Regions from separate parts of the Mus musculus genome. Here region 1 is linked to region 2. The links are chromatin loops, found by intact Hi-C in ENCODE. Cell type or tissue: left cerebral cortex. All regions are shown on one strand. Links, peaks and the distances in the headings refer to the core of each region. The heading gives the core; the rest is flanking DNA.

What was found. A loop is a pair of places that touch in the nucleus more often than their neighbours do. Peaks named below come from ENCODE experiments on the same cell type or tissue, not always from the same donor. Only the 100,000 strongest peaks of a DNase experiment are listed, where the experiment ranks them.
Region 1: a loop joins it to region 2, with 2.0 times the contacts of the local background. A loop is called at or near these places in 5 of 42 quality-filtered maps.

The regions. Positions count from the first base shown.
Region 1 is chr1:168,086,219-168,102,329 of GRCm38, reverse strand. No RefSeq gene overlaps it. Among named protein-coding and RNA genes, the nearest start is that of Gm51671, 250 kb to the left of the region's middle. In left cerebral cortex, for the core only: CTCF peaks have their summits at 7,970 (motif pointing left) and 9,074; a DNase peak (open chromatin) is centred at 9,073.
Region 2 is chr1:169,356,318-169,372,428 of GRCm38, reverse strand. Gm34477 (a long non-coding RNA gene) reads right to left here and starts at 7,920. Exons shown (of 3, transcript XR_373695.1): 1 at 7,762-7,920; 2 at 6,018-6,203; 3 at 2,146-2,283. In left cerebral cortex, for the core only: no CTCF peak of the experiment used is centred there; a DNase peak (open chromatin) is centred at 7,242.

The DNA.
Region 1 (16,111 bases), core at 7,008-12,007, 1.3 Mb after region 2:
CGCTGCCTGTTTCCTTGGCTATAAACACACAGACAAAATAACAAGTACCTATAGAAAAAGGAGGTCCAGAACCCTTTTAGGCGACCACCTTTTCTGTTTCTGCATATCCTAGGATCCAGGCACAGGGAAAGGACAAGATGAAGAGAAGACATTCAGGTCATGGGTGCCACTGTACTTCTCATTGGCTATCTGGGCTGTTCACCTCATATCTCATCTGACAAACTGCTGCCCTGTTACAGCCCTTCTTGTATGTAACCCTAGCCCAGGACCTTCCTGAAGGACCCCCTATCTACAGAAATCACATTAATCCTTTTCAGACCACAATGTCAGTATGGATGAGTGCAAACTGTTTTATTCTGTCTTTTTACTCCACCACTGGGCCTGGCCACAGCTGGTCACCAGCCCCCAGTTCTAGGGAAGAATAGGCAATAGTAATCGATTTCATGTGAAACTTCAGAGAATCTTTCTAAGGATTTTTATGTTCCATGGAGATATAGTCCATGAGATTCCTCAACCCTGGAGTGTGCCCTCCCCCAGCCTTGAGTGGGCTGAATCAGATCTTGTTTTTGCCACAGCCTGCGGCTAGCCCACCTAGGGTGGAGTCTTCCAACCTAGAAAAAGTCTATTGTCTGCCCCATCTGCAGCTTCCTGCAAGATGCTACTACCTGCTGAGCAGCCTGAGCTTGTTGTCCTGAAGAGATCCTGACAAGCCCCAAGATCCTGGCATAGTGGGGGATTGGTCCCTCTCCCCCCCCCCCCCCCCCCCGTTTTAAGTTCAGACTCAAAAAGTAAACATTGAGACTTGATCAGAGAACTTTGTCTTGGCTTGTTATTTCTCTCACCATCCTTCCCATCCATCCCCAGCTTTCCAGAAACCCAGGAACCCATAGCTGCTGGTGGCTACATTGGAGTCCACCCACAGCTCCACACACACTAAATTCCACTTGCATAGGGAAAGACCCTTCAAATACCATCAACCCCTCAATCTTTCTTTCTCTTGAGTCCCAAATGACTTGGTTTGGGGAAGGGCACCTGACAGAATAGTCCTCCCACTTCTAATCTGAAGACCTTTCAGATTACCTCTTCTTTTCATTACATAAACTATTTTATTAAGTCTTTGATAATTTTGATCATCTTCACCTCCCTAACTCTTCCTCCTAACTTCCCCCTAACCCATGTCTCACCTCCTTCCCCCACCACCTTTATCTTTCTTTTTTAAAATAACCTAGAGAGTACAATATGTTCTGCTCATATACTTAAGAACTTGGGGCTATCCACCAGAGTGTGGTCAATCCACCAGGGACCATTCTCTTAAAGAAAACTACCTCTCTCTGACCAAGAGGCCACCAACTGCAATAGTGTCTCAGCTAGGAGTGGGGACTCATGAGTGCCTCTCCTTCCCATACTGGGATACTTATTAGTTTGGTGTTCTTTAGGTCTTCAGCAGGCAACCACAGCATCTGTGAGTTCATGAGTAAAGTAGTCCTGTCATATCCAGAAGACAGTTTTTCCTAGTCCTTCCTGATCTCTGGCTCCTTAATTTTCTGCTCTGTCTTCCAAGATGGTTCCTGAGTTCTGGGGAGAGGGGTGTAATAGAAATGTCCCATTTCTGACTGAGCACTCTTCATTCATGTTCTCTTCACTTTGACCAGTTGTGGGTTTCAGCATTAGCCACTGTTAGATCTAGTGGAGAAACCCCCACCCAATTCCCGATTTGGCGTGCACCCAAAAAATCATGAAGGACCATCTCTTGATGTAAATACATGAGGACATTTAATTACGGAGTTCCGGACAGACATGCATCCCACATAGGAGATAATGGATGTTGGCCACGAGGCTTGAAAGCTAGGGGTTTTTATGGGGTAAAGGGGCTTAGGGGTGTGGAATTTAGCATAGAGACACACTATTGGCTTATTCAAACATTAACAGAAAGGGCATCGGGACTTTGTTCCTGTGGGCTGGGGGCTTATCTTTGTTCACATAGCAACCAGTTGATGTATGACTTTACCCGGCTCCAAGGGGCAATAGACAGAGGGGAGGTTCCGGCCAGATGGTGTTGACTTAGATAATATAGCCCTGCTGGTCCTTGCATACCTTTTTATCTTTACAGTCAAGATGTTCTTAGGAATGCCTTAACTACAGCCCTGCCCTGGCATGCCTGGGGGCTGTTCTGCTTTGTTCTCAGTCCCAGGCCAGGGCCGTGGGCTCCTAAACTTACAAGTTACAATATTTTATCTTCCTTCAGCCACCACACTTGATCTAAATCTTAAGTCACCAGTGCCATGCTCCAAAGCTAGTGCCTACTCTAGGGATACTGATTGTGTTGAGGGTGCAGAAAGTTGCTGCCTTCTTTCAGTATGTTCTCTAGAAGCTCTGGGCCCTTTAAAGTGAGAGATACCTCCCAATCCTTGGTCTCAACAGAGCTAACATCCCAGATGCTGAAAAAAGTCTCACTCTATATCATTTTACTTCAGAAATATAGTTTCTTTTAGCTCAAGAACTTTTCAAGAAAATGAAGCAACATAATTTCAAAAAAGGGGGCCAAGGCATAAAAACCATAGAAATTTTAGGCCTTAAAGGGATTTTAGAAATGACTGCTTTTTCATCATCTATGAGGAAAACAGGTTTCAGAAAGGGTAATTGACTTTCCCAAGGCAATGGACGTCTGTAAGAGCCCTTCAGGAACAGTGCTGGGTCCATTTCCAGATTCCACCATCCCTAAATTCATAGAAGCAGAGTACTTTTGTTCATTGTGAAGAAAATGCTTTCATGTTATCACTAGCCTTGTTTTTATTGTTGATGCATACTGAGAGACTTAGAGCTGAACACTGTGATATTAAAATTACAGTATGTTCACTAGGAACACCTTCAAATATGGAGACAGGAACTTTTACATATTTTGTTGTTGTTTCTTGTTGTTATTGTAGTATTTGTTCTTAGTGTTTTGAGACAGTTTCACTGTGTACCTCTGTCTGTCCTAAACACAGTCTTCAGACCAGGCTGGCCTCAGACTCAGAGCTCCTCCTGCCTCTGCCGATCTAGTGCTGGGATTACAGGTGTGTGCTGCCATGCTTGGCTTAATATTCTTGATTTTGCTTTCTTGAGGAAGAGGTAAATGACATATAAATGAGTTGTTGTTACATACTACCTCAAAAAAGAACTTTCAGGATATGGCATGTCTTGATAAATTTGGCCAATGCAGTTTCTTCTCATCAAAAAAACCAGAAACACTGCAACTCCACATGCCCACAGTTCTTTGCCACTTACAAAGGGCTTCCTCACACAGCCCCTGAAGCTCTGCATTGAGAAGTAGGATTATGATAATGACCCTGAAGAATTGTGAATGCCTTTGAAATTCTCAAAGGAAAATGGGATTATGCTTGGTGTAATTTGGTGTTAAGTGATAACGCGTTTATCCCATATGTAATGTTGGCAGATGGACAACATTTCTCAGCTATGCAGAACATTCCAGTAACTGAGGTACTCACTTCCCAAGCCAATTCAGACATTGACCTTTTTTTTTTTTTTTCTAGTGAGACGACACTGTTGTGGAAGGGACAACTCTAGAAACGTTAGTACTTCCTTTCCCAGAGGATGCTGATAGACCAGAAGTAGATGTAAATAATGAGTGCATTGTAACATGATGGTTCCCATGACTATGGAGGCTGAGAAGTTCTGTGATCTTCCATCTGCAGAGTAATACACTCTTTGCTTTTACAGACTATTTGAGTCTGGGGTATCATTCTTTGGCAAATCATGAACCCTCACAACAGCCAGGAAGCCAATAATAATACAGAACCCAGACTAGTCTGAAGATGGAGATGTGGAGAAGATAAATATCCCAGCTCATACAGGCAGACAGAGCATATTCCACTGCTCTCCAGCCTCTTGTCCTGCTCAGCCCTCACGTCATCTGCTCTGCACAGCCCACCTGTACAGATTGTAATTTCTTCTGGAAACATCTTTGTAGACATGGGTATAATAATGTTTAGTCAACGATCCAGGTAGCTCATGATCTGCTTAAGATGATATATAAAAGCAGCCATCCTGTTTCATCTCTGATTAAAACAAAACCAGCAACAACAAAAACAAAAATAGACCTTGATTTCTGATGGTTCTCCATACAATCTTTAAATGGGAAATGGCTGAAGATGGCCTGCTGCAGAGTTCCATAGCTCCTGTCAGTCATGTGAACAGTGGAGGAAAGTCCTGATGGTGCCTTACAGAGTGCTGGACTGTTGATCAAGGATGTTTGTGAGGCTGTGGGCCCAAGGAGGAGAAAAATGGGGGATATAATGACCTCATTTGTTTGTTTGTTGGTTGGTTGGTTGGTTGGTTGGTTGGTTGGTTAGTTGGTTGTTTAGTTGGTTTCTATTGTATGGCTTTTGTCTCTAGCAGAAATTTTCTATTTTCCTGAAAAGTAGGTCATTTCTGCTTTCTACATCATTTCCATTCCTGCGTCGTTTCCCATTCCTGCGACGAGTCTTTTCCTGGTTCTACCACAAAGAAAGAGACAAATCTAGGCAACATCTGTTCCTGTGCCTATGCACCATGGAGAGGGACCTTGTTACTACACTGCCTTCTTACTCTGAGGCAGGGGAGGGAGTCCTATTGCAGTTATTTCCATGTGTATGGCTAGAAAGACCCGACCTTTTCTATAGAGGGCCACACAGACACCTTTAGGACACTACAAAACAAGATAGGAGGGGACACTGGGAGGGATACCTCAAATGCAGTATAAACCAAAATGCCTTCAGAGACAATGTCTCCCAGCTTTTGAACCACTCTTCTACACACAGAGTCTACGGAGCTTGCCAATAAGCAATGAAACCTTTGCTTTGCTCCAAACACTTTATCTGTTAACACCTTAACTGATTAAAAAAAATTCCAATAGCCCAGCCGCTGTCTTTGGTGGGTTAGTGTATTTAAGGGAAACTTCTTCACTTATAATATTTTCAGCTTGTGATAGGTATAATTGAGGAGTGTGACCCCTTGCAATTCACAAAATCTTACTGTATCAAAAAATTCTTAAGCTATATTCTAGAAAGTTATGCTAAGAAAATAACTCCATAAGCACGGAAGCCACTGCACAAGGAAAGCAGTGGTACTTGGTTTTCAATTTGAAGGAAGAACCTCATTGTCTAACAAAACAGGAAAGAATCCCAGAATATTATAAAACAATAAGATGGAATTCTCTGTAGTCAATAACGCTGAGATGCGGAAGACAGCTGAGTGACCTCTGGTTGCATCTGTGCCTCTTGGTTTATTGAGGGATTCAAGACTTGATGGTAAAAATCATCATATTGGTTTTCAAAGCTGCATTTCTGTAAGTTTGTATAAACTGGAAAGAATATTGCTTCACTTGTGCAACGCGGAAAGACCATCCAGTGCACATTAAGTCTATATGATCTTGGTTGAAGGAAGACATTTTGACAACGGAGACCACTGAGATGATGCAGGGGAAGGGAGAAGGGTTGATTTGGATGCCATGGGTTACAAGACCCAGCTAGATCTTTTTTTCCACCAGGAGAGACTTTAGGGCAAGAACATGAAGAAGCATGGTGATAAAAAGACTGTCACCAAGTGTGCACTTTAAGACCTTCATGAAAATTGCATTCAAGATTGACAGTGGTCCAGCCTACCCTCCCCAGCTCCATCCACAGCCTCACCAATGCAGGATACTTATGCTTCCAAAGGGGTCATCTTATGGATGGAGGCAGCACATAATGAAGAAACTAGAGTGAAAGAGATTTGTGTTTCTAAGCTTATATGAGACACGCCAACATTTCAGGACACACCTAGAGCTGAATCCAGGGTGAGTAACTGGGCAAGAATCTGTCTCAAGTTGTATACACAAATCTGTTGCAGGAGATTTCAACCTCCTCCCTTGATATTTCAGAATTCTTTGCAATCAAGAGCAAGGATGTATGATATGACCATCAGCTACAATGGGCCCCTGATGCTGAAGTGGCAGCCAAAAGCACTGCCAAGCAGTGTAGGTTCATCTCTAGGCTCAAAATACCACGGAGAGAGGAAGCAGCGTTAGATTGGAACTGCAATTAAGGCCGAAGACAGGGTGGAAAATGGTGTACAACAAGACTTAAATATATATTATTTATGGTGTGCTTGGCTTCATGGTGTGTGTGTGTGTGTGTGTGTGTGTGTGCGCGCGCACGCGCACGCGCACGCATGACATGCATGTTTCTGTGGGCATGGGCGTGTGCTTAAGCCAGTGGAGGTCAGCAGTCAACCTTTGGTGTTGTTCACAGATGTCAACCAACATACACCTTATTATTTGAGATACTCACTGAAATTCTTCAATTAAGTAGGCTATGTTAAATGGTGAGCAAGCCCTAGGGACATGTCTCCAGTTTGGAGTTTACAAGCATATGATTGTCACCATGCCCATCTTATTTTTTCCCCTGCATGAGGCCCTGGGGTTCTTCTTGCTTATACAGCAAACAATTTAGAGAGTGAGCTATCCTCCAGCCTGAGTTTTATATTTCAAACTCATTTAATGTTCACAGTAACTCCAGGAAGGAGGTCCTGTACTTGATTTTAAAGATGCAGACATGAAATTGCAGAAAGGTTAAGCGACTTTCTCCAGGTCACACAGATAAGATGTGGCAAAGCTGGAGAAGGAACCAATAAACATTAGAAGTCACTGCACTTTGGAGAAACTGTAAATTTCAACCGTGGACTTACTGTGTGATAGCAATTTTTTTTTGTGTGTGGGCTTCTATTTGAATATTTTTCCAGAAACTTCCAATGGTAACAGTTACCTTAATAAATCTTCTCACAATTGTAAGGCATGTTGATGTGTCTGTAGTCCCAGGACTCTGAAGATGGAGGTATGAACATTACAGGTTCCAGGTTATCCTGGGCTGCATAGTTAAACCTTGTGGATGATGATGACAATGACGAAGAGGAAGAGGATGATAATGATGATTTTCCAAAAGAAAATGTTTAGCAGGTTAGGTACCTGCTGTTACCTCCATGCTCCAGAGCTTCTACATTAACCGGGTTGTATGCTGGCATATCTCAACAAATGGATGGCCTCGTGCCCAGGCTCAAGAAAAGACATGACAATCAACACAATTCTGTACTCACAGGAGAGAACAGACTAAGAGAGAGACCTGACAGTCTATGCATTCTCTATGACTTGAGTCCAATCTTCACACTCTCAGCTACACAGTGAGGGAATTGGAGCTCCATAATCCATGGCTTGCTACCCGCAGGCACTGACCTGAAAGCAGGCAGAAGATAGGGTCTCATTTTGCAGGCAGGAGTCCCCTCTTTCCAGGTGGTTGCAGATGATGTAGCTGATGGAGTGTGGGTGGCTGTTCTCAGAGGCTAAGGCTGTGGGAATAATGGACGGAGGTCCTGTAGGCTTGGCCTGGGCCCTGCCTGTTTGTCAAGCACTGGCTAGGGACAGCATTCACGTTAGTGATTCAGCTGGAGCCAGGCTGGCAGCTGAGCATTTTGGAGAGCCTGCCTGTCAGTCAAGGCTTACACTCAGCCCTTAATGGCTCTTCCCTTGTCGTTTGCCTGGTGTCGCTTTTATCTTAAGTGAATTTAACAATGGTGAAAGGTGCCAGTCTGAGGTCCCCAGAGAGGAGCTTTGCTGGGAGAACAGTTGCAATGAAAAGTCCCTTCCATCAAATCATCCCTGCTGCTCCACCTGGAGAGTAAGTCACCCCGTGGCTGCAGGGACACCCTGGAGGCTGGGCTGAGCTTTGCCCAGCTTTTCCCCTGCTCAGAGGGCATCCTTTAGGACAGGCAGCTACATGCAGGTCTGCAAAACTGGAGACATCTTGCAACTGCTTTTCCCCTAATATTTACACCCAGAAGCGTTTCTTAAGGAATTTAATCACAGTGTTTTGGGTTAATTTATAGTTACCCAGTCAAAGGATTCTTTCCAATGAGTCGCCCAAGAGAATTTGTTAGATTTATAAACACAGTTACGTCTTTAAGGACTTTTTCCCCCTACTGGTCAGGTTCAAAATAATGAATAAGCCACCTATGAACAAGAGACAGATTTAAGTTTTTAATCTAGTGAAGTTCATGAGAGGTGTAGTCCTCCCAAATGAGTCACTGGAGGGTGAAAAAGGGCTTCAGTTTACCCAGTTGGGCCTGAGAATAAAGGTGGTGGTGTAAAGTGAGCTAGCAGGAAAGAGAACAAGGGGAATCGAGGCAATGGGATAATAAAGAACACCTGCAGACACAATGTGTGCAGCTGCAGACATGATGTGTTCAACTGCAGGCACAATGAATGCAACTGCAGGCTTCGCCTCATCCCCAGATCGGTCGCTCTGTGTTCTTGCAATTAGAATGGGAGTTTGAAGTCACCAGGGAAGTAGTTTCCCATGTAATCAGTGACTAAAGCTCAAAGTTAAGATTATCCAGTTCACAGAGATAATAGCTGTGCATCTAGACTGAACCGCTCTGCATCGAAATCCAAGCCAGCAATAGTCAAATGAAGTGGGGCCAGAAAGAAGCCAATAGCCACACCCACCAGTGTGTGTGGTATGGTAGATGTGTGTGTATAGTGTATGTAGTATGAACGGTATGTATATATGTGGTGTGTGTGCATGTGTGTGTGTGGTGAGTGGTGTATGTGTGGTGTGTGTGTTGTATGCATGTTTTCTTACATATATGGGTGGTATACATATGTGAATGGTGTGTATATATGTATGTGATGTATATATGTATGTATGTGAGCATGTGTAATATATATGTTTGTGTGTGTATGTAGTATGTGTATGGTGTGGTGTGTGTGGTATGGTATGTATGTTTAGTGTGTGTATGTGTGTATGCAGTATGTGTGACAGTGTGTATTGAATGTTGTGTTGTGTGTGGTTTATGTGGTATGTGTATGTATTGTGTTTTGATATATGTGTATATATGTATGGAATTATGGAATATGTAGTAAGGTGTGTGTGTGTGTGTGTGTGTGTGTGTGTGTGTGTTGACAGAACACATCTCCAAGAACATCCTATTGCTTACCACTTGAAACAGTAGGACCTGCCTGCTGGAGGCTAACTTCCCTTGTGTTCAGTTCATGAAGTGCTGAGGACCTCTGATGGCGGGACTGATGTACTTGATATGAAGCAAGGAAGGCAGTGTCAGCAGTCTATGTGGAGTGTGCTATATCCAGCAGTGTTGCTCTCAGTGCGGCTTTTTACAGATAACTATAGTCATTGCCAGGATTTAAGGGCACTCCCAGGGACCAGAGTACTTCTTTCTTATTTATTTAAATGTACACACATTTGCCACTCAAGTTTTTTCAAATAAGGCCTTTCTCTGAGTTGCAATGTCTAAGTTCCAAAAGGAAGACACAGAGTTCCAAAACGATGCTTAAATGGTGCAAACAGGTTGTGTGGAGTCTGTAAGGACCTTGACCTCAAACCCCATGGCTCTAGGGGAAAGCAGTTCACAGGTCATCTTGAGGAAAGAGATGCCAAAGGTGACAGAAGTCAGAGGGACTGTGACAGAGGCCAGACAGGAGCTTTCCCATGGATTAGTACTATCTCCAGGCACTGAGGTCTAGAAAGACTCCTGGGAACCAGGGCTGGTATATAGATCAGGACCAAAGGATCAGAGGGAGGGGATGACTCCAAGTGGGTAGTAGCAGAGGACCACGGACAGATGAGTCCAGACCTGACTAGCTACCCCGACATCCACAGCCAGTAATGCACCCCTGTGTTTCCCATCTGCATTGTGTCTGTGCTTCATCCCCTTTCTAAAACCCTCAGTCTTCCAAGCCCATTTCCACAGACTGAAAATGCCTTTCGTTTATACTGTCAGAGCATCCTCCATAATATAAACAGATACTGCGTTCTCTTCGCTGATCCACTTACCACATAGGTGCGGCTCCCTTTCTATTCACATCACAGTTACCTAGCAGTTCTCAGGAGGCTAGAGATTCTCGGGGTGAACAAGAGCCTCTAGTTAAAGCCTTCTCTATGTATCAATAGCATTACCTTTCCAGAATCCCTGATTCAGTGTCCTCTACTTTAGCCCCCAAATCTTCCTCCACTCTTAGTATAGGACTTAGACTAAGTACAATAAGTCCCTTGTTTGTACTGAGTTCAGGCCATGGAAAGCATCGATCAGGACCCCAGCATTTCCTAAGCTCTTTAAAATAGAATCCTCATGCCTCTAAGCCCTTTCATGAAAGAAAGATCCTTGCCACCCACGTGTTGGCTTCCTGAGAGCATCTAGCAATTATATAGTCTGGATGAATCTTGGTGAGCACCCAGGCATACAATGTGTGGTGGCAGAGACCTGCACTCTTCCAGGATCCCCACAAACAAGAGATTAAAAGGCAGAAGATGAATGGCCTCTGCCTCAGAAACAGCTGCTGCTGCTCCAGCATCTGCATGGCCAGTTGATTTAGAGATTTGTGAAGAGAGCCTCTGAGCCCCAGGCTCCTGCCAAGTGGCTCACCAGGAGCATCCCCGTGGCAGGAATTATCGCTCCACACCAGGTGCTGCAGGACAAATACCTTGGAGCTAGGAGATGAAATACACCTGCTGCTGGAGAGTCCTGCAGAGACCCGGGCACAGCCCCGAATGGCAAGGTCATCCTGCCCTGAATGTCATTCATAGTGACTCCAAGATAAGTCAGTAGCACTCATCAAAGACTGTTCCAGAGGGATGTGCCAGGGCCCTGCTTTTGATGAAAGGTCCTGGTGGTATTGCCAGTTCTCTATTATTGATGTCACGATGCCTGCAGATGCAGGTGGGTACCAGTCAATCCAAACAATAGAAAATAAAACCATGTCCTCCTAACTATGAATGATGGCAGGAGCCTTTCCCCTAAGCACGGCTTCGCAGATATTTTAAGTACTAACTTACTAGCTATAGGTCAGCCCCTCCAATAAAAATTAATGTCCTAGGCACTAGGGAGATATCTTAAAGGGTAAAATGCTTACCTCATAAGAACCAGGTACTGAGTTTGATTCTTAGCACTGATATAAAGAGCCACCTGTAGTGTCGTGTGTGCTTGTTGATCATAATGTGGGGAACTCTAGGTCTCAGTGAGAAGCCCTATTTCAAGAAACAAGGTGGGTGTCTCCTGAGGAACATTATATAGGGTTGACCCTAGTCTCCAAAGGCATGTCCATTAACTCCCTCACACAAGCAAGTATGCACACACACACACACACACACACACACACACACACACGTATGTATGTATGTTTAGGCACATATACACACAAACCACTGTTTTAAAAAATCTGGTATGATCACATATATTTGGGAAACTCTGGGTTTTGAAACCATGAAACACATCTCTTTGTGCAAGACTGTTCAAAACGTTTACTCTGCTGAAATTTTACTATGCACTGGAATTTTCCAAAGGGGAAGAATGCACGCAGCAATATTTGAACACAAGGACCTCTTTACCAGAAGTACCTATTAAGGCAAGTGTTCCTCTAATCACACTTTGGGAAATGCTTCCTCAGGCTAACATTAGAACGGTCTGCATTCTCTGAGACCAAATGATGCTTGAGGAAGAGCCCAGGGGGGTGCTGAGGCCTAGGTTTTAAAAGTGCCACAGGAGGTTTAGAAAGAAGGAAGGAGGAGGGCGAACTCATCCGCCCAGGGCGGGAGGGGAAGCTAAGACTCCTGCCTTGCCTTTGCTGACTCTGGAGCTTCTGAGGGAGGCATTCTGCTGTATTGGAAGGGCTTTGCCTCGACGCTCCAAACAGGGCGTTTGCTTTAAAATTTGGCTGGTGCTATATATTATCAAGGGAAGAAAAACTGAATGAAGGTCCAAAGCTTCCTTTCTTTAAGGGCAAAGGTGACTACATCAAATGTTTTCCTTAAAAGGCAAGGTTTCAGACTAGAGAGGTGGCTCAGGGATGAAGTGATAGCCACACGAGTATGAGAACCCAAGTCCGGATTCCCAGAACCACATAAAGCCAGATGTGGAAGAGTGTGTTTGTAACTCCAGTTTAGTTGAATTCCGGAAAGCTCACAAGCCAGCTAGTCTGGACTGCACGTTGGAGAACAATATAAGAGGACTGTCTCAAAGTGAAAGGTGAAGACTGATGGTGAAGACTGATGTCTCAGGTTTCCTATGACCTCTATTCATAGGCTGTGGCATGTTCGTGCCTGCTCTCATGCATGTGTGACACTCACATACCACACACATACCACACATACACACATCATACACACACACACCTACCACACACATCATACATATACATGCCCCATATACAAAACACACTATACACACACCACACAAGCACCACACACACACACACCCCATACACAAACACACATCATACACACAGCACATACTCCATGCACACACCATACACACAAACACACATACAGACCACAACCCTTTCATATAGTGAAAGTCTCACAGCTGACAGGAAGTATAGAGATTTACTCTAACATACAACTCTATCAGTTCTCCTGGCCACACTGGATGCAGCATCTTGTCATTTGCACCCCTCCAGGGACAGGCACCTAACTACCTTATCCCCCCATCAGAAAGCTCAGAGTATAGGGACCTAGGACCAGAAACCTCACACCTTAGTAGCCAGATCACAACCTTCCAGGTTTCCCTGTGCTTGCTGTTTTGAGTATAGCATTATGCATTAGCCTCTGCCGGTAAGTAATGCAGACTTTAAAATATGCATCAATAAGGAAGGCAGACTGCGTGTCTAGAAAAAGCACAAATAAAGCAGTCATGCCAAGGTCTTCCAAGTTTACTACCAGAGGAAAGGCAATTCTGTGGGTGTGTACCTTGTGGGCTAAGAAGGTTGTGTACAGAAAAGAGGTGATACCTGGGAAAGGGCTTTGGAAGAACGTGAGCAATCTTTCACATAAATGTCAAGTCTTATTAGTCACAGCAGCAATGGTGAGAACCACAGTAGGGCAGAGCGAGAAGGCTGGTGAGAACTGAGAGGAAAGAAAGCACCATACATTTGAGGAGGCAGGGGAGTGTGTGGCCCAGAGGATCTGTCTGGAAGGTCAGAGCCACTCAGTCAGAGAGGAAAGGTACTGAAGACCACTGCCCTGCTCATAATAACGCTACCCCAGTTACTGAACACCTTCTGCTATGTTAACTAAATCTGGGCATCACCCTTCATTTCGCCCCCACTCTGGCCCTCCCTCCCCATCTGTTGTCGAGGCGGGAAAGCCTCTCTCTTAAATCCCAGGAGGCTCTAGGAGGTGAACAGTGCTCACAATTTTTTTAATTAAAATGAACTAAGAGGCTTTTAACAGGTAAAGCGATGCGAAACCTTTGCTGTGAAGGTCTCTCTGTGTCACTGGGCATCATTTAGCAATTCAAGGGGAGATGTACTCCTGGACAAATGAGGCGTTAAGACTCGGTTTCTGGATCACTGCTGGCATCAGGAATGGACTAAAAGGGAGACATATCCTTTGTTGTAAGGACCTCCTGTCTTCCCGTGTCTCTGAAGGACAGCTATACACCCCCCAAAATGTGTCCTTTACCCTTGAACTCCTATTCATCTGGTCCTTGATGCCCCGATGAAGCTGCCAAGCATGACAAACATCAACTGATTTTAGTCTTGGGTAACAATGAAGTCATCCTAAATCGCTCATTAAAAGGTAAAAGAGCTGAGGGAAGGAGGTAGAGTGAACATACAGGAGGTAGGAATCTGGTTGGGTGAGGGCGTGTGCTTAGAGTGTGTGAAGGTGCTTGGATATGCCTGCCTATATTTGTTGCATGTCCACATATGTATTATGTATGTTAACATGTCTGTATCTGTGCCCTTATTCATGTTTGTGCATGCTTAAATATGGTTTTGTATATATATATATATATATATATATATATATATATATGCAAACAAGTGTGTGTGTATGTGTGTGTGTGTGTGTGTGTGAATTGCTTGTGTATGCCTGGGAATGTGTACAAGGCAGAAATCAGGCATCTAAACTCTAACTTGTCACCTCCTGAAACCTCTCGTCCCCGGGATCTAAATGTGGAAAACAGGATTCTCTGACCCTCCAGTCACAGAAAGCATTGTTGCGAGGCTTGGGTGCAACATTCAGAGCACATTGTCCATTTGCCCACAGACCTTTGATGACTGACAGCCTTTTGTCTCCAGTGCCCATCACAGCAGCGCCGTTCCCCTCCTGGAGTAGCTCCTTTAATTGAGCCTGGAGCCTTATTCGCTGCCCTTTGCCCCCTCCCAGACATGTCAGGGGGTCTGCATCAGTCTACCTGAGAATCTATGCATATTCCGGGAATCTGAATACAAATGTCAGCTTTCTATGCAAATCAGTATGTGTGGCCTATGTCGAACTGTGAAATGCTATTTGTGGCCAGTAAGATCACTGTGCCTTACGTGGGAACAGTGGGTGAAATACTTTTAAAGCCAGTCTAATGACTGACATTCCTGGAAAACCACAGAGGAAGGAAAGAATTGACTTTGCTGAGTTGTTTTCTGGCTTCGCTAATATCACGGCAATGTCCCCGCCAGTATCATATGCACACTCAGAATAGCAATACGTAACATTTTAGCTAGTATGTCTTATGAATCACTAAGGGTAAAACGGCTCTGGGTGAGTGGCGAGCAGCATGCTCCCACAATTCCATGCCTTCTGGGTTCCAGTCTGGTTCCTTTCTCCCCTCAGCGCGCTTCCTCCTGGCCCTTCACAGGCGGCATACTTTTCTTCATTCCTGCTCTGTCCTGGTCTGAGACCCTATGTATGTCCACAAGATAATGAGAGATGAAAGCTTAAAATCAGAATGTACCTATTTGGAGCCAGCTAAACATTTCCAGTTGCCATGCAGGCATCTGCCTAATACTGGGCTGTCTTCCCTTGATCTTATATGCCTGGCTATTCAACAAGGACAGCAAGTGTTTGAGACTCAGGAATGAAAGGGGTGCTGTTCTTTCCTGGGGCTACAATCCATACGTTACATATGTGTGTATGTAGAGGTTGGGATGTAAAATAAACGTAAGTTTTAGAAATACACCCGGGCTCCAGGCTTTCGACTGGAGCAGCGTTTCTCAGCCTCTTTGGGGGTCAAGCAACCCTTTCACAGGGATTGCCTGAGACCATCCTGATTAGCAGGTACTTACAGTATAATTCATAATAGTAGCAAAAATCACAATTATGAAGTAGTAATGAAATAATTTTATGGTTGGAGGTCACCACAACACAATAAACTATACTAAGGGGTTGCAGCATTAAGACCATTGAGAATCACTGCTCTATAGGAAGGCTAAGTCTCCCTAGATGTGATGTGGGTGGCTGCTTTTTGTGAGAATGGCATGAAATAGTGTGTGTCCATATCCAGTGTATCACTTACACATAATAGGTACTCAATAATGGCAAGTTTTAATTATGATTTATGAGAACCCCTGAGATGTGAGGTGCTAGGTTAGGTATGACATCTATAAAAATTTATTTCACATTTGGGTCCAGAATTCAGACTCTTAATCACCATGCCAACGGCTCTCAGCCATAGCTGACTCAAAAAAAAATTATCCAGAGCCTTTAGTTTTCCCTAATTACAGACTTCAGATATGACTTTAAAGAATTCCAGTCTAATAATTTGAGACAAGACCTGGGAATCTGAATTTTGTAAAAGCTTCACAAATGACCCCAATGGTCAAGCAGAGACAAGAAAGGATTGTCTACCCAGCCACTTGTATTCACCAACTAAGTCAGACATTCCAGAGGACATGATAATAGCAAAGTCATTGGTAGGGCTGAGGAGGTGGCTCAGAAGTTAAGAGTACTTGTTGCTTTTCAGAGAAAGGGGTTCTGTTCCAGGACCCAAATGGTGGCTCCTAACCATTGGTAGATAACTCCAGTTCTGGGGATCCAACAGTCTCTTCTGGCCCGTGAGGGCACCAGACACTCAAGTGGTGAACAGACATACATGCAGACAACACACTCATACACATAAATAAATATAAAACATCACTAGTGCAGTGGTTGATGATGTAAGTAAAGGTTTCCAAAATAAATATGCAACACATGTTCAACCACAGTCTAATACAAGTGTGGAGGATGTGGAAACATCTTTGCAAAGATTCCAGGTCTCTCTCTGGAACATCTTCTTCCCCGAATCTGCTGAGAACCACGGACCAAGGATGTTTTAG
Region 2 (16,111 bases), core at 4,743-9,742:
GTCAGGTTTGGGAAATACTTTTGAGCAGTTGAGAGAACACTGTACTTCACAGTTATTTGTCCAGTGTTATATACACGTCAGTGAAAACGTTGATTAATCATGACATTCATGCATAGACGGAATTATATTTAGCTGTAAAGAAAAATGAAAATTATGAAAATTTCAGTAGAATAGGTGAAAGTGGAAAATGTTATAAAAGGCTCAGAACGAGAAGCACTATATGTTTTCTCTCACATGAAGATCTTATCATCTAATTGTTAAATAAACGTATCCAGGTAGAAATAAATATAGATAAAGGAGGGTGAAAAGATATGGCAGGGAACCAGGGCAGAGGGATGACAAGAGAGCAGAGGTGCAATCAATGAAAATGAAATATGTATGAAAACCCGACGTTGAAATCTATTACTTTGTAAGCTGATTAAACATTTTCCAGAAAGTTTCTTGATGATGATGTTCAAATTTGACATGTGTCCTTCTGATGTATAGTAGTTAGCTTGTCCTACCAGTTTTGAGAAGCATTCTAAAATTTCAATCTCACGTAAGAAATTTATATTCATCCTTCACCACTGTTAATGTTTCTAAATTATCGGGTGTTGGGGGCAGATTATAAGCCAAACACACATTTAAAAGTGCACATATCCTCCCTGGAGAACACCCTTCTCAGTTTACAGAATGGCCTTTTCTTCTAGAAGTCTATGGCTGCCTGCGATCCCTTTATTCTTTTTTTCTATCACATGGGCTCAGGCATGCTTCAATTAAGAGCCATGTGAGTACTGTTTGAAAAGAAAATTCACAGAAATAATTTGAACTTAGGATGACATTTTTCTCTGTATGTGGTTTAGCCAGCCTTCAGAATCTGCTGTTGGCCCAAACAAAAGTGAGTCATAGTTCCGTTTGTGGTCCCTTTATTGATGCAGAAAATCAAATATGTGTATGTGGCCTGAAAGCAGAAATAACTTTATCTAAAGGATGGCAAAAGGACAGACAGAAGAGGGAGAGGGAAACAAAGAGGGGAGAAAGAGGTCTATGCTCAACATATAGTACATACATATGTGACAACTTTTAAAAATAAATTTTAAAAAGGTTTAAGGAAGTTTGGCATTTCCCTGGGTCATGCTACATAGTTAGGCATTGTTGTGTCTGCTCTTTGGCGGTTGGTATAGAATCCAAAAGGACGTGTGCTCACTTGGCTCTTCTCGGTCCAATCAGGGCTTCAACTTTGCCTTCCTACCCACTGAGAGCAGGAGATGCTGCTGAGACAATGGTTCTCAACCTGTGGGTCATGACCCTTTGGGGGGAGGGGATCAAGTGGCCCTTTCACAGGGGTCACATGTCAGATACCCTGCATATCAGGTATTTATATTACCATTTATAACAGTAGCAAACTTACACCTATGAAGTAGCAACAAAAATTAGTTTATGGTTGGGGAATGACCACATCTTGAGGAACTGTATTCAAGGGTCACAGCATTAGGAAATGAGGAAGGTTGAAAAACATTGTACTGGGGGAAAATGTCTCCCATATTCTGCTATTTTTTTTTCTTTTTTTGGCTTCTTTACTCATTGTTAGTCTGCTTGTGTCTTGTGATATCTGATAAAGATCTTGAAAAACTGCAGCTAACTTCTGCTATGCCCTCTTCTTTACTGGGCTTCTACTATGTTCTATGAAGGTTGGAATAAAACTCCAACAAGGATTCTGATGGCTAAACAACACATCATATATAACTTAAAGTGTTTCTCTTTAAAAAAGAAAAAAAACCAAAACAATGTTTTGAATTTGGCTCCATTTCACTATTCCTACTGATGCTGCTACAAACTCTATTTATTTCTAGTTGGAACCAAGGCATCATGTTTTTAATTGACTTCTTAGTTTTCTCTTATCCTCTTTCAACCCATTCCTCATCTGGCAATTGGATTCTTAAATATGTAAATTGAGTCCTGTTATTCATGTGTTGAAAAAAAAATCTCTCAATGATCTTTCATCTCAGTGTAGGGATAAAAATGAAAGTCTTGATTTTGGTGTTTGTAAAGGATTGTGTTTATCTGTGAAAACAGACTTGACAAAGATATTTAAACAAGCTGAAGATTATTCTTTCCTGTAAAAGCACGTTGAAGGCTTTGTGGGGGATGGGGGTGGGTGGGCGTGGTCGCACAAAGTCCAAGGACATCTGGTGCTTTACTTCTGATCTTCCTGGCAGCCGGCATTGGCTTCTGTCCCTCAGGATGACTCTGTCTGTGTCACACAGGCCTGGTGTATCTCCAGTCATCCCAGTTATTTTTCACCTGAGGAGAAGAGACAGAAAACATTGCAAAGAGGCTCAAGCTTTGCCTTGCCTTGTAGGATCTTATCTGGAAGGTTTCACTGGAAGATGCCCATGCGTATCTCCTTAGATAAACCTAATCCCTTGTCAATATCTATATTCAAAATGGGCAAAAGATAACAATTTATTTAAATACATTTCTAATTTCCAAGCAAGTGAGGCTTCCACAGGAAGAGTGAAGAGGGGAGAAACCTTCAGACCAACTATATAGAAAGTTGACAGTCAACTGAATGGCAAACCATCTCTCCCTTTGCCTCTGCCAGCTCTCTGACACAAGTCTTCTCTTCCTATCACCTGGCTGTCCAATGGTCATGCTTATTCTGAGAGAACTGAGATTATCTTCTTATCTTTTTCATTAGTAATCTTAATTAGATTACCTTTTTCATTAGTAATCTACAATACTTAAGTGAACTCGGGAATCTCTCTCAGGAGCCTTTTGTCTCAACAGCTGTGCCGGGCAGCTAGCTATAAGTGTCTATATAAGTTCTTGCTATCGGTTTGTTTTCAAATCATTCACACTATTCATGAATTATGAAGAGAAAGGACCATCACACATAAGACTATCCAAAACAAGGCAATCAAATGAGAATCCCAGCCGAATTTCTAGTAGCTGCACAGAACAGATAAGAAACTTCTCCCAGAAGGCAATTGTTCTGTCTCTGAGCATCTTACCTTCCACTCAACATTAAAAAATCCCCTCAGGCTAACATTGTTCATTACCAGAGTTTCTAGTTTTTTGCTAGTTACTTTGGTTTATAATGAAATGCAAACATCGAAGCCTCACGGGTAGGCTATTGTTTAGTAAGTAATTCAGAATACAGAAAGTAGGACTTGTCGTAACATAAGAAAGTTTTACACGTGGGCCTTTGAATAGTAGACTGATACAAGATGATTTTTTTTTTTAAATTTACATGGCTTGATAGTTTAAGTTGATCGTCAATTTGACAGGATCTAGAATTGCCTCGGAGACAAATCTCTGGGTATATCAATGAGGGGTTTTCTAGATCTGACTAATTAAGGAAAGGCATACCCTAGCTGCCTGACCAGATGGAAAAATAATGAAAGGGCAGAGTCATTCACTGCTCTCTGCTCCTTGAGTGCAGATCAGACTGGACCAGCTGACTTCCCTATCCTGACTCACTGACCCCAGGAGCAGTGATCTAAAATAAACACTTCCTCTCTCGAGTTACTGCTGTCAGGTCACTTTGTTGTAGCAACTGAACAGACAACTAACAGCTTGATTTTAAGTTTGATAAAATAGTTACAGCTAATATTTGGTCTTATGTGCAGTCATCACGGCTAGCATGACAATTTGCAACTCAGCTCCCTGTTACTCAGCTATCCAGGTTGTATATCTTGTGGAAAGAGAAATCTAGAACAGAGGTCGTGGCACTTAGTTTGACGAGAGAAAAAAAAATAAAAAACCAACCAAACAACACCCCCCCAAAATCCCAAAAATAACAAAACAAAACAAAAAAAAAACCCTAGCTATATCTCACAGGGGATAAAATCAAATTTGTTCAGTTATTTTGCTCTAACCATTCTTGTGGCTCTTCTCTTGAACCTGGACATAACACAGCGAAGAAGTCTGGTGAGCTGGCTCACCGACCCAGGACACTCTCATGCTCTGTTCCCTGAGTCAGAGGAGAGCAGGAAGGAAGGGCTGTGCCTCTGGGATGTCTCTGGGATGCATGTGAACCCATCACGGGCACACTCCCTGGGCACCCTCACAGCATGTGGGATTCTCAGTCCCTCTGCATCAGTGTGGCAGTGTCTGCTTGGTGCCTGCTTGCCTTCGCAGAGGGGGATGGGAAGGCGATGGGGGAGCCAATTATGGCAGCTTCTCTCTGCAGTGTGCAGAGTGGCTGAGTTGTCATTCATTATGGCCTAATGTTTAGCTGCAGTATGCAAACCACCAAGGCTGTGAGGAATCACAGCTGAGAAGGGAATGCCTGACAGAGGCAATAAAGCACCTTCTTCTTCAAGAGGCTCCACCGCAGGGTCACAGCATTTGCATGCGGATCCAGTTGTGCTTGCAACTCAGGTTATTAATTATTATCCAAATCACCCCCCTTGTTACCTCTGAGCTCTCATTATGGCTGCAAATACAGGTATGTTCAACTCCCACCTCACTGCCCTCATATATTACGCCACTACTTTGTTATATAACTACGGAGCCCAGGAGCTCATCAGAGGGACTTTAAACAAAATAAACACTCTACAGAGGGGTGCTTTCTTTTTGTTCGGCTGAAGGGATAGCGGGTAATGTAAAATACCTTCACACTATAGTCTCACAACCATACTCATCAAGACCTTCGATCCTGAGGTCACCTTATGTCATTTGGTAGCTCTGCATCCACTCTGCAAAAGGACAGGCTCAATCAGGGATGCCTTTGGCCATATTCACGACCAGAACCAGCTGCAGCCCGGAAGGCAGGAGTATCTCAGAAGCAAGAGGTTAACCTGATCATTGTTGTTTATTGAGGCCCATATAGAGCTTTTCACAAACCTCAGAGCTTTATGGCTTGCAGACTGACCCCATAACTCTGCCTGCTGGAGAAACACGCCTGCCCTGGCTTTGGAACTCTCCCCTTCTGTAAAATCACCAGCAATCCAGCTATAAACGATTTCCTTTGGAAGTGTGGGCTGTCTCCTTGCCCTCAACAACCTCTCTCTCCCTCCCTCCTCCCCTTCCCTCTCTCTCTCCTTCAGTCCAGTATCTAAGAACACTCTTTAAACAGTTAGCCTGCTCCACTAGTCAATGCCAGATGATTTACCAAGAAACCTAAACTGCTCACATACTGTTTTGGATTTGATATCTTTTGCTTGTAGGCCTGTAAGCTTCAATAATATTTATAGCTATTAAAATTGTCTCCTGCATGTACATCTCTGGCACTAGTTTTATATAATCAAATAATACTATGATAGTTGTATCATATATCATTTAATCTTGTACTTGATGTTTCTATCAACATTGCTACCATTATTTAAATTAGTGTTAATAAGTGAACCTAGTTACTGACAAAATTCCTCTATTAAAGGCTATAACCATGAGAAAACATGCATCTATATACCTTATCATTATTAATATTTTATTGTTTCAAGTTAGACTATCTAGATCAGATATATCTTCTAGGAGTATATCCATTTTCTCTTCCTCTGTGATATATATAAAATATATATGTGATATATATGTAAATATATGTATGGTTTGTACTAGATTTTGTTGAGATGCCATCCCAATCTGGAACTTTCTGCCAATTAACTTAATAAAGTTTTGAATGAGTCTCCATTTTAATAGATCCAGCAAAATAGAATCAACACTGATAAATGTTTGGACTTCAGACAGTCATATCTTATCCGTGTGACATCTTTGTTTCATGAGTGTTAAAAAATAATTCTTTGACTACATATATGTAGTCAAAAACCACCAGAAAGCACCGAATCTGGATCTCCACACTCCATAGCAATATGATTCTCTTCCGTTTATTGCCCACTTGGAGGCTAGAAGCTGACTTTCAAAGCTTGAGCTTTGCCCTTTGCAATAGGAAACATGGAAGCAGCAATGTAGAAGCCCCAACCATGGGCCACAGACCCAGCATGCTAGCCTAAACATCTCTTTCCAAGCCGACGTTAGTCACTTACTACAAATGAAATCTATAACATGGGCACTGATCCCCCTCAAATAAAACATACCAAATGCTCTCCAAAGAGGCAGCACATAATGTTACCATTAGGCTTCAGAGCTAACTCGCAAAGCCCTTGTTTTCCTCACAGTCTCATGCTTCATCTTCAAGTGTCCCACCTCCCAGTCCTCACATGGGCAATGTTCAAGCATCTTTGCAAATTCCTCTCTGGGGCTGAGCTGTACAGCTCTTCTCCCTGGTGAAGAAAACATCAGCGCCATCACAATATTGTCACATCTGGTTTTTGACGCAGAGGCACATCACTCACCTCAATTGTCAAGACATAACTTCTGCTTGTTTCTAGAAATTAAAATCATCACAAAAGCTCAGAAGTTGGCTTCCCTGAAAATACAGACTAAACATAATTAGAACTATGAAAAATGTGCTTTTTAAAAATGGAATCATCTATGAAATCAATATTCAGCTCACGTGTATGGCTACCTCTCCTCCCCCAGACCCTGTAGCAATCATCCTCTCAGGGATGCTCCAGTCTCTCCTGACATCTTTCTTAGCCAGGGTTTTAGTATGTGCAATAAACTGCATGGAAGAAGTGGAGGGACTGTGTTGTGATGGGTTCCTGCAGGAAAGAATCCGGCAAGTCTCAAGCTTGGGACCAGGAATCAAAATAAAGGACCTTGATGATTGATCACCTCTCTTTACTTAATGCTCTTCTGGACTTGTTGGGGTGTGTGGAGTCATCAGAATATTGATGAAAACAATGATTCCACACTGTGTAATCTCCCAGCGATGGACCAGGTTTGTTTTATCACTGACTATCATGAGCATCACTGAGCAGCACTGTTTGGAGAATTGGTCAAACCATGAAGTGGAGAGGTAGAGTCATAATGCAGTGCCCTGGGGAAGGGAGCTGAGAAAGCTCTGGAAAGCTGCTCTTTGGGACAAGTGACAATGGGATTCAGCAACTGGACAGGTGATGGTAGAATTCAGGTCCTTGGAAGATGTCCAGAAAGTCAAGAGCTTCTAAAACAGTGAGAATAGGACTTGAACAATGGTCCGTAGGATGCCATGCACTGAAGGCTGTGTGGTGGATAGAAGAATGTGGGGCTACTTGCATTTTGTAGGGAAACAACAATTCTGTAATGTTCATTTACAGTGTCAAAAAAATAGCATTTGGTGGTTCACATACCTCCTTTGTATAAAGAAGATAGCATGTGAGAGAGCGCTCATTCCACTGATTGACATTTAGCAAGCTTTTACTATGTGACAACTTTTTATTGAAATGTGTGATCTTTGCAGAATCACAGCAAATCAGAAAAGCGTGAGAAGTCTAAAGGAACAAATGCTATTTTGATTCCCAACAAGGAAAGAAAGGAAAAGAAACCAAACTTTAAAAATCCCAAGACAACAATCTAATCCACACAGCATCTGAGGAAATCTTGACATGGCAGAAGCCATGACTAATGGTTCAGGTGGAGCTGGGTCCACAAAGAAAATGTCATGCTGTGCTAGCTCCATTTATTACTTTGGAAGTACTGCTAGGTAGCTCTAGTTATGGTAGGGCAGTGAGGTCTATGTAGCTGGATTTCATCAAGGTGTATAATAAGCTCCTTCATGATACACAACTAACAGAGAAGTATAAATTGACTACAGGATAATCACATTAGAAAGTACATGTGTGACTGTATCCAAAAGGTAACTAAAGAACTATCACAATTTAAAATGTAAAAGAGAATAGCTGAAGCAAGGGCTTGCTGTATAGCCCGTGTCTACCTTGAACTTAATGATTCTCTTACCTCAGCTTCTTGATGCTGGAGTTCTACGGTGAGTGCTATGTCATCTGGCTCATTTTGTTGTTGTTGAATATATGTATAAAGCAAGTTTAAAGGAAATTTCTCATCACACTTGTCCAATATACTCTATATTCAGGAAATTTTTAGTCTTATGAAGTGCAGGCCAGGTTTGCTTCTTTCTTCTCTTTCTCTTCTGTTTTTCTTCTGGGAGAGATGCCAAAAGCAGTAGGGACAGTCATGCGAAGGGATCCATTTTTCAATCCATCTTCTGATGTTCACATATAGGGCGCTTCCCCGTGTGTATATAGTATCCATCAGTCCACAGACAATGTTCCAGGGAATTAAACTGACTGATGATTGTAATTGCCGAATGTATGATGCACTGACAAGGCTCAACTCAGACGTGTGAGAATCCATGACAAGCACACTGCTTGCCAGCCCCACGGCTGACATGCACATACATATTTGCTCAGTGTTCGAGGAGCACAAAACTACAGAGAGCACAGAGCCAGAAGGATCAACGCTGTCATGCTCTACCTGTCTCCTAGCCCTTGACTCTGTCAAACTTGTTAATCAGTTTGTAAGATCTTGTGCTTATCTAGAATTATGCTTCAGCGAAAGCAATTTAGCCATCCCCTGTTGTTGCTCCTTTTCATCTTTGCACACCCAAATTGGTACTTCAAAGTGACCTTACTAACTGGCTAGATGCTTTTGCTCAGGAGTTTGGCAGTGCCTTTCCAGTTTAGAAGCTTAGGAAATGTCAGGTTGGGAATCCAGCTCTTGGAATTAGTAAGGATCCTGTATCGCCCAGTAACCACATAATTTATCATTATCCAGCATAAAATACATTTGAAAGTAGAAGGGAGAGCTATTTTTAAGTTGGTAGTGTCACAAACATCCCATGGAAGTGTCTGAGACTGTGATGGCTTGTATATGCTTAGCCCAAGGCGTGGCACAATTAGGAGGTGTGGCTTTATTGAAGTAGGTGTGTCACTGTAGGCGTGGGCTGAAGACCCTCACCCTAGCTGTCTGGAAGTGAATTTCCCACTAACAGCCTTCAGATGAAGATGTAAGACTCTCAGCTCCTCCTGCACTATAGCTGCCTAGATGCTGCCCTGCTCCCACATTGATGATGACAGACTAAGCCTCTGAACCTGTAAGCCAGCCCAATTCAATGTTATCTTTTAGAAGAGTTGCCTTGTCCATGGTGTCTGTTCACAGCAGTAAAACCCTAACTAAGACACAGACGCACTAGGAGGCATGCATCCCATTTACAGCAATTCAGGTACTATAGAGATTAAGAAAGGCTTTGTGGTCAAAGAGCAGATGGAGCTTGGGGATTCCTATGGAAGAATGGGGGAAGGATTTTTGGCCTCAAAGGGATAGGAAGTCCATGGGAAGACCAATAGAGTCAACTAACCTGAACCCTTGGGGCTCTCAGAGTCTGAACCAGCAACCAAAGAACATATATGGGGTGGACCTAGACCTCCCTGCATACATGAGGCAGATTCTTGCAGCTTGGTCTTCATGTGGCTCCCAAACAAATGGCGTCGGGGCTATTCCAAAAGCTGTTGCTTGTCTATGGGATATATCCTTCTAGCTGGCTGCCTTGTCTAGTGTCAGTAGGAGAGGAAGTGCCTAGCCTGGCAGAGACTTGATATGCCCTGGGGATACCCAGGGGAGGGTCCCTACCCTATCAAAGGAGAAGGGAAGGGTGATGTGGGGAAGGATTGTGGAAGGGGTAACTGAGAGGGGGGCAGTGAGCTGGACGTAAAGTGAATTTTAAATAAAGAAGAAGAAAAGAAAGACTGTGGTTTTCAATTGACCTTTAGCCTCCTTACTTGCAGTCCATTTTCAAAACAAACCTAGAATGTGTTGCTTCTGTGTGGTCCCACATCTAGTTCCTGAAAGCAGAGCAAAATGAAAAAGAAATGAATACACTTACTCTTCCCCTGGACTTTTCAAGAGTTACATCACACTCGGAGAACAGGCGACTCCTTTGTTCTTCCCTTAGGCCAGGACTTAAGCATACGTTTCTGTCCCAGTCCCTGCCAGGAAAGGGTCAAATGCCAGTTTCTGTGTCCTGTAACCTCTAGGATAAAAGTCAAATGCTGTGTGTGGTTCTCTTGGAGCTTTGATCACCTGACTTAATGCAGGCAGACCCCAAGCCCACGTATGTTTCCTAGGGCTGTGCTCAGTGGGTACACGCTGGACACGAATAGCTCTTCCTCTTGCAAAATGTACCCAGAGCATGCTCCATTTCACTTTGGAAATCACTCGTGCCCAACACCTGTGCTTTCATTCTTGGCCTTGGGAGTCACAGCCTCGGGAACATTCCACTCTAACTTCCCATAATGCTTCTATAGAACATTCTTATGAATTAGGCGTCAAATTTTTCACTTACAGATGTCTGTGTTGACCTTAGTCTCTGCATCAAACACCATTCTCTTGGCAGATGCTTCCAATTTCTCCTTCTTTACTGGTGACAACATTCTGATTTAGTTTAGAATGGTAGTGGGCCTGTTTTTTCTTTTTTCTTTTCCTAAACCCAAAAAATTATTCATGATCTTCAGACTCTGTTAGGGACCGAGGCGCACATGTGACAAGGTGCTGCTCTGCGAAGTGGAAGTGGCAGTTACTGGATAAGATTTCTGGGGAGGCTTTTATAAAGGACAGAAGGGACTCATCTATCCTCTCACCTGCTGCTCTTTTGTCTTTCTCTGCCTGGAAAGCAGGCAGGGTGCTTGGATGTGTAGCTGCCATCCTCAGAGCATCAAGATGAAAGCCCACAGCAAGGATGGCAGAGTGGGAAGATGGGAGTGCCTCTGTCCTACCTGCCCCTGAACCTGTTGACAAGTGCCAGAAGAATCCTTTAGGTAAGGGGCCTGAGAGTTGCCTGTGACTCACAACTGGCTTCTAGTTCTGACAGAGCTTTCCAAGAACTGAGACTGTTTGTTTGTTTGCTTGTTTGCTTGGATTGGAATAAGGAAGGATTGAAATAACTATTCTAGCCACATGCACTAGTGTGAAAGTCAGGAGTTATCCCCCATCGTTTCCCCAGCCCCCACAGGACTTGGTTGGGAAAGGAAATAAGAAGGACTAGAAAGTAAAGCCCGAAGTCTGTTCTGTTTTGTAACCCAAATCCAAAGCTGTCATTGTTCCTCCTGTAGCTCTGATCAGTGTGTGAAGGATGTGGAAGGATGCTTCGGGATGGGCATCTACTCATCTCCCAGTCCATGAGGCAGAGCATGACTCATAATCCAGCACCAATGGATGGAGATGAGACCAGAGGAAGGCTTGTCCTGAGATGGCCTCCTAGGTCTGGCAACAGTTTTGATGTCCTCAGTATGCCTTAGTTACTGTTCTATTGCTGTGAGGAGACACCATGCCCAAGACTACTTATAAAAGGAAGCACTTAATTGGGAGCTTATAGTTTCATAGGGCTAGTCCATAGTCATCATAGCAGGGAGTGTGGTGGTGATGAGTAGTCATGGCGCTGGAACAGAAGCAGAGAACTCTCATGACCCTTAAGTTGTAGGCAGAGAGAAACCAACACTGAACCTAACATGGAGTTTAGAAACCCCAAACCCCACCCCAGTCAACATACCTACTTCAACAAGGCCATACCTCCAAATCTATCCCCAAGTTTTTTACTAGCTGGGGGACAAGCATTCAAATACATGAGCCTCTAGGGACCATTCTTATTCAATCCACCAGAGAGTATATCACTGATATCTGGAATTTGTGTGAAGGGTGTTTTCACCTCCATGGTCCAGGCCAAACATATAAATGCATGTGAATATACAGTGACAGATACAGTACAATTGATGGTGAAAGAGTCTTTCAAAGTAGGCATGGTAAGCTGGTATAAATGGGTGAACTGGCATTTTCAACATGCTCAGACAGTTTCCCTACCTTGTCCTCTAAAGGTCGTATCTATGAAGCTGCTTGAGGATAGATGAAAGTCTGTCTTTCTTTTATTGAGGATGGCAATTATGGTGGTTTTAATCAGAATGTACCTGCACCCCCATAAGGTCATATGTTTGACTATTTAGACACAATGGAAGTGTTAGAGAAGGGTTTGGAGGTGTGACCTTGTTGGATGAGGTGTGTCATTGGGAGCAGGCTAGGAGATTTCAAAAGACTAATGCTGCCCTTATGAATCCCCTCTCTGCTTCTTGTTTGTGGACCAAGATACAAGTTCCACATGCCTGTTGTCCCTGTTTGTTGCTATGCTGTCTTGCTAGGATGGACTCCTTACCCTCTGAAACCATAAGCCCAATTAAACACTTGCCTTTCTGAGTAGCCTTGGTCATGGTGTCATGTGTAACAGCAATAGGAAAGAAACTAAGAACAGATAAAGACCAGACAGCAGCAGATGATCCTGAAGCACAAATCCATGGGGAGTGTCTCTGTGTGAATCTGTGTGTGGGAGTGTAGGTATACTTGTGTGTGTCAGTGTGTATGTATATGTGTGTACACGCAAGTGGAAGGCAGAGGATGACTTTGGGTGTTATTCTTCAGGAGCTGCTGTCCTTGTTCTTTAGTGACAGGGTCTCTCACTGCCTTTGAAACTTATGATGTAGGATAAGCTGGCTGACCAGGGAGACCCAGGGATCCACTGATCTCTGCCTCTCCAGTGCTGGGATCACAAAGTGTGTGCTAGAAGACCCAGATTTTTTTTAAAGTGTGGATCAATCAAATTTAGATACTAATTCTATTTACTTATGCATGTGTTTATTTATTTGTATGCATCTGCAAATATGGTGTATGTGCGGTTGCTCAAACCTGAGCATGCACAGTCCAAAGGAGGATGCCAGATACCTTGCTGGATCATTCTCTGACTTATTCCACCCAAGACATGACCTCTCACTGAACCTAGAGCTAGGCTGGTGGACATCAAAGCCATGTAATCCTCTAGTCTTGGCACCCTGCACAGTGCTGGAGTGACGGGTATGTGAGGCTATTCCCAAATTTGTATATGGATGCTGGGAATTTGAACTCAGGGCCTCATAATTGGGCAGCAAGGGCTCTTACAGAGCCATCTCCCCAGCTCCCTAATCTAGTTCTTACAAAGCAAGCGCTTTACCTGCTGAGCTACTCCATGGCCTGCTGAATGTCTTTTAACTAGTCAAGAGAACTGTTTATTTCATAATGTCTGGAAAAGTTACCCTGTAATCTTACAATGTAGCCAAGAAAGAATTGAGTAGGACTGACAATTCAGGTGTGGTGAGAAAAAGACAAATTCTTCTGTTCCCCTGCTCTTCTAGCTCTTTCCATCTCCCTCTTCCCCAGCATACAGTCTGGGCATTGATCATTTCTGATAGTGCTTTTGTGGTTAGCTCAACAGGTGATGAAGTAGATTCATGTTAGGTTTTAATACTGTCACTCATCTTTGACCCCATGAGACACAGACAATGAGTGTTTGATAAACTAATAAAGGAGACCAGTTGTTCCTGGTATTGATAACAATGATGTTAAGTACAAATCTATGATGATAATAGTCATAGCTATGTATATTACATCACTGTTATAAGACATTACCCATGGTTTATCATTACTTCACAAGGGATAGTATGGAGATATGTGCAGTGGGTGAGTTATAAAAACTAGTGAAGCAAACAGTGTAAAATGGCAAAGGCTGGCATGGCCGCAAAGTCAGCCTCACCCAGGAGGCTACTCCCTTGCTGTACACTCCGGCTGAGCCTAAGGACCTGGACAGATAGTGAACTCTAGGCTTTTTTGTTAAAGATTTATGTATGTATGTATGTATGTATGTATGTATGTATGTATGTATGTATGTATGTATGTATGTATGTATGTATATGAGTACACCATTGCTCTTTTCAGACACACCAGAAGAGGGCATGGGATCCCACTACAGATGGTTGTGAGCCACCATGTGGTTGCTGGGAATTGAATTCAGGACCTTTAGGAGAGCTGTCCTTGCTCTTAACCACTGAGCCATCTCTCTAGTCCCCCATAGTGAACTCTCTTATTTCAAAATAAATGACATTTCTAAAAATTTCAGGAAGATGGAATGAAGGAGTGAAGGGGGCATCTCTGATAGCTAAACAGCTAACTCGGTCGCCACCATCCCAGGAGAGGTATTTTCCAGGTCTTCCACTAATGAGTCTGCAAAGTTGCTGCAGAGAAAATGGCTGCTGGAGGTTTCCTGTAGAGACCCCCATAGATCCTCACACAGATCTTCCCATGGTCCTGTCATGATCTTCCCATGGATCCTCCCATGGATCCTCCCATAGATCCACAGATTGTCCCAAGATCTTCCTATAGATCCTTCCACAGATCTCCCTGAGATCCTTCGGCAGTCCTCCCAGGATCCTCCCAGATCCTCCTGCCGTCCTCTCCCCTTGAATGTTGGAAGGCTAAGGCAGGTAGAGTGTTGTGTCTTATGTTCTTTGCTGGTGTGGGGTCTGAAGTTGGGAGGCATCGAGGGAGGACAAATACACAGTTGGCTTAATGTTTTCCCAGAGAACAAAAGAGGATTCCAGAAGAGTGTTCCAAGAGTAAACTCTACCCCCTTCCTGAACCCCCAACTCCTAGTCCAGGCCTTCTGTCATCTTCCTTGGGGGCAGACCTTCTGAGTTCAGGCTGAGGCTGACTTGCAGCAATATAAACATCACAGCGTTCCCATGAGAATGAAGCTTGTGCTGCTGAGCTATTGTAATTTATTAATCGCAATTATTTCAAGATGAGAATGTAGAATCGCTCTTTGGCCACACACACACTCACACTGCACATAAAAGACTTGAAAATACCAGAAGAGCAGTTTTCTGTGGAGAAAGCAGAGCCTGGAGACGCCAGCTTTAGTTAGAAAGAGATGGGGCTGAAGGGCCCTAGTACAGCCTTAGGTTGTGTATTGAGATTTTTTGTTATTTCAGGGGCCAGAACTCTGTCTTGTGTTGCCCGAGGTAGAGGTACCTGTGGGATTGGCTTACCATAATGAAAAACATCTGCAGTTTGGGAAATGTCCCTGAGTATCTTCATCACTGTTTTTATTCTCTTTGTGGGCAGCATACCAGATGAGACTCTTATTTCCTACAGGGGTCTTGGTGCTACACAGAGGACGTTATATCTTTGCCTTCTAAAAGGATTTGGTGTAGATGTATGAAGGCTGATTGCCCCTCAAAAAGTAGAATTAAGCATCTTAGTGAACATTTCGAGGTTAATTTTCTTTATTAGGCAAGCTAAGTTGGCCTCAAGATGGGGGTGGCAAAGGACGAGTGTGGAATTACTCCACTTAGTGTCTAGTATCCGTGGTCAGGGTGTTGGTGCTGGCTCCCAACATGAGTTCTAGAGAGAGAAGGAGGTGAGTTTCCTGGGGAGGAAATTCAGAAATTCTCTACACAGAGTAATGGATAGCAGGGAATGGATCTCTATATGCACAGGAGATTGGCCTCACAAGGGCTTTACCAAAAGAGGGGGGGGGGAATCAAATCCGGGGTATAGAGAGTCAGGATGTGAAGAACCCCTGGAATTCTCTCCTGGGGTTGTTCCCCCTGCAGAGTGCCTTTATGAACACTGGTGAGATACTTTGTCTTCATTTATATGAAAAACCCAGTGAACAAAAGTCCCAGGGACTGAGGAGAGAGAGAGAGAGAGAGAGAGAGCCAGGGCCTTTCAGGAACTGCTTGATGGGAGAAAGAAAAGTGTGCAGTATTTGGGCTTCTCTGTTCCTTCCAGGATACTCTGAAGGCAGATCCAAAGTGAATTTGGGCAATTAGGAAAATCTCAAATGAAGGGGGATCACGATTACCCAAGTTGTCTCTCTCTAGGTCTCCTGAGACCTCCAGGGGATCCCTAAAGAGGGAATCGGGGCTGTAGCTCTGAGGTACCATGAATAGGAGACACTAAATAAATTGTCAAGGGAGGATGCTTCTTGGCCATGCCCTTCCTCTGCCCTGGCTCTCTCCTCCCAACACTTCAGCAATGTTTATTAAGAGATGACAAGTCTATCAGGCCTCCTGAGGAGCCTTTCACACAGAGATCTTCCCATACACCCGGGCAATGTCATCAATCTTCTGCTTGTTTTGAGCGCCCGAGAAGCTGAGAGTGAGCAAGGACCCGTCCTGTCCCACCCCCTCCCTCTAAGCATCTCTCTCATTTCCCTCTCCTTCTTCTTCAGTGCCTTGCAGCATGTCAGGAGGTGCTAGAAAAAGGGATGCTGCCTGCACCAAGTGTGTCAGATAAGGATATGAAGCATAGAAAACTAGGAACGAAACAGACCTTTCTCCAACATTCCTGCCTTTACTAAATGGACAGACTGTAGAGTAAACTGCTGCTGTGCTGTGCCCTTAACATTGTTTACAATTTATCATGCACAGTAGAAAAA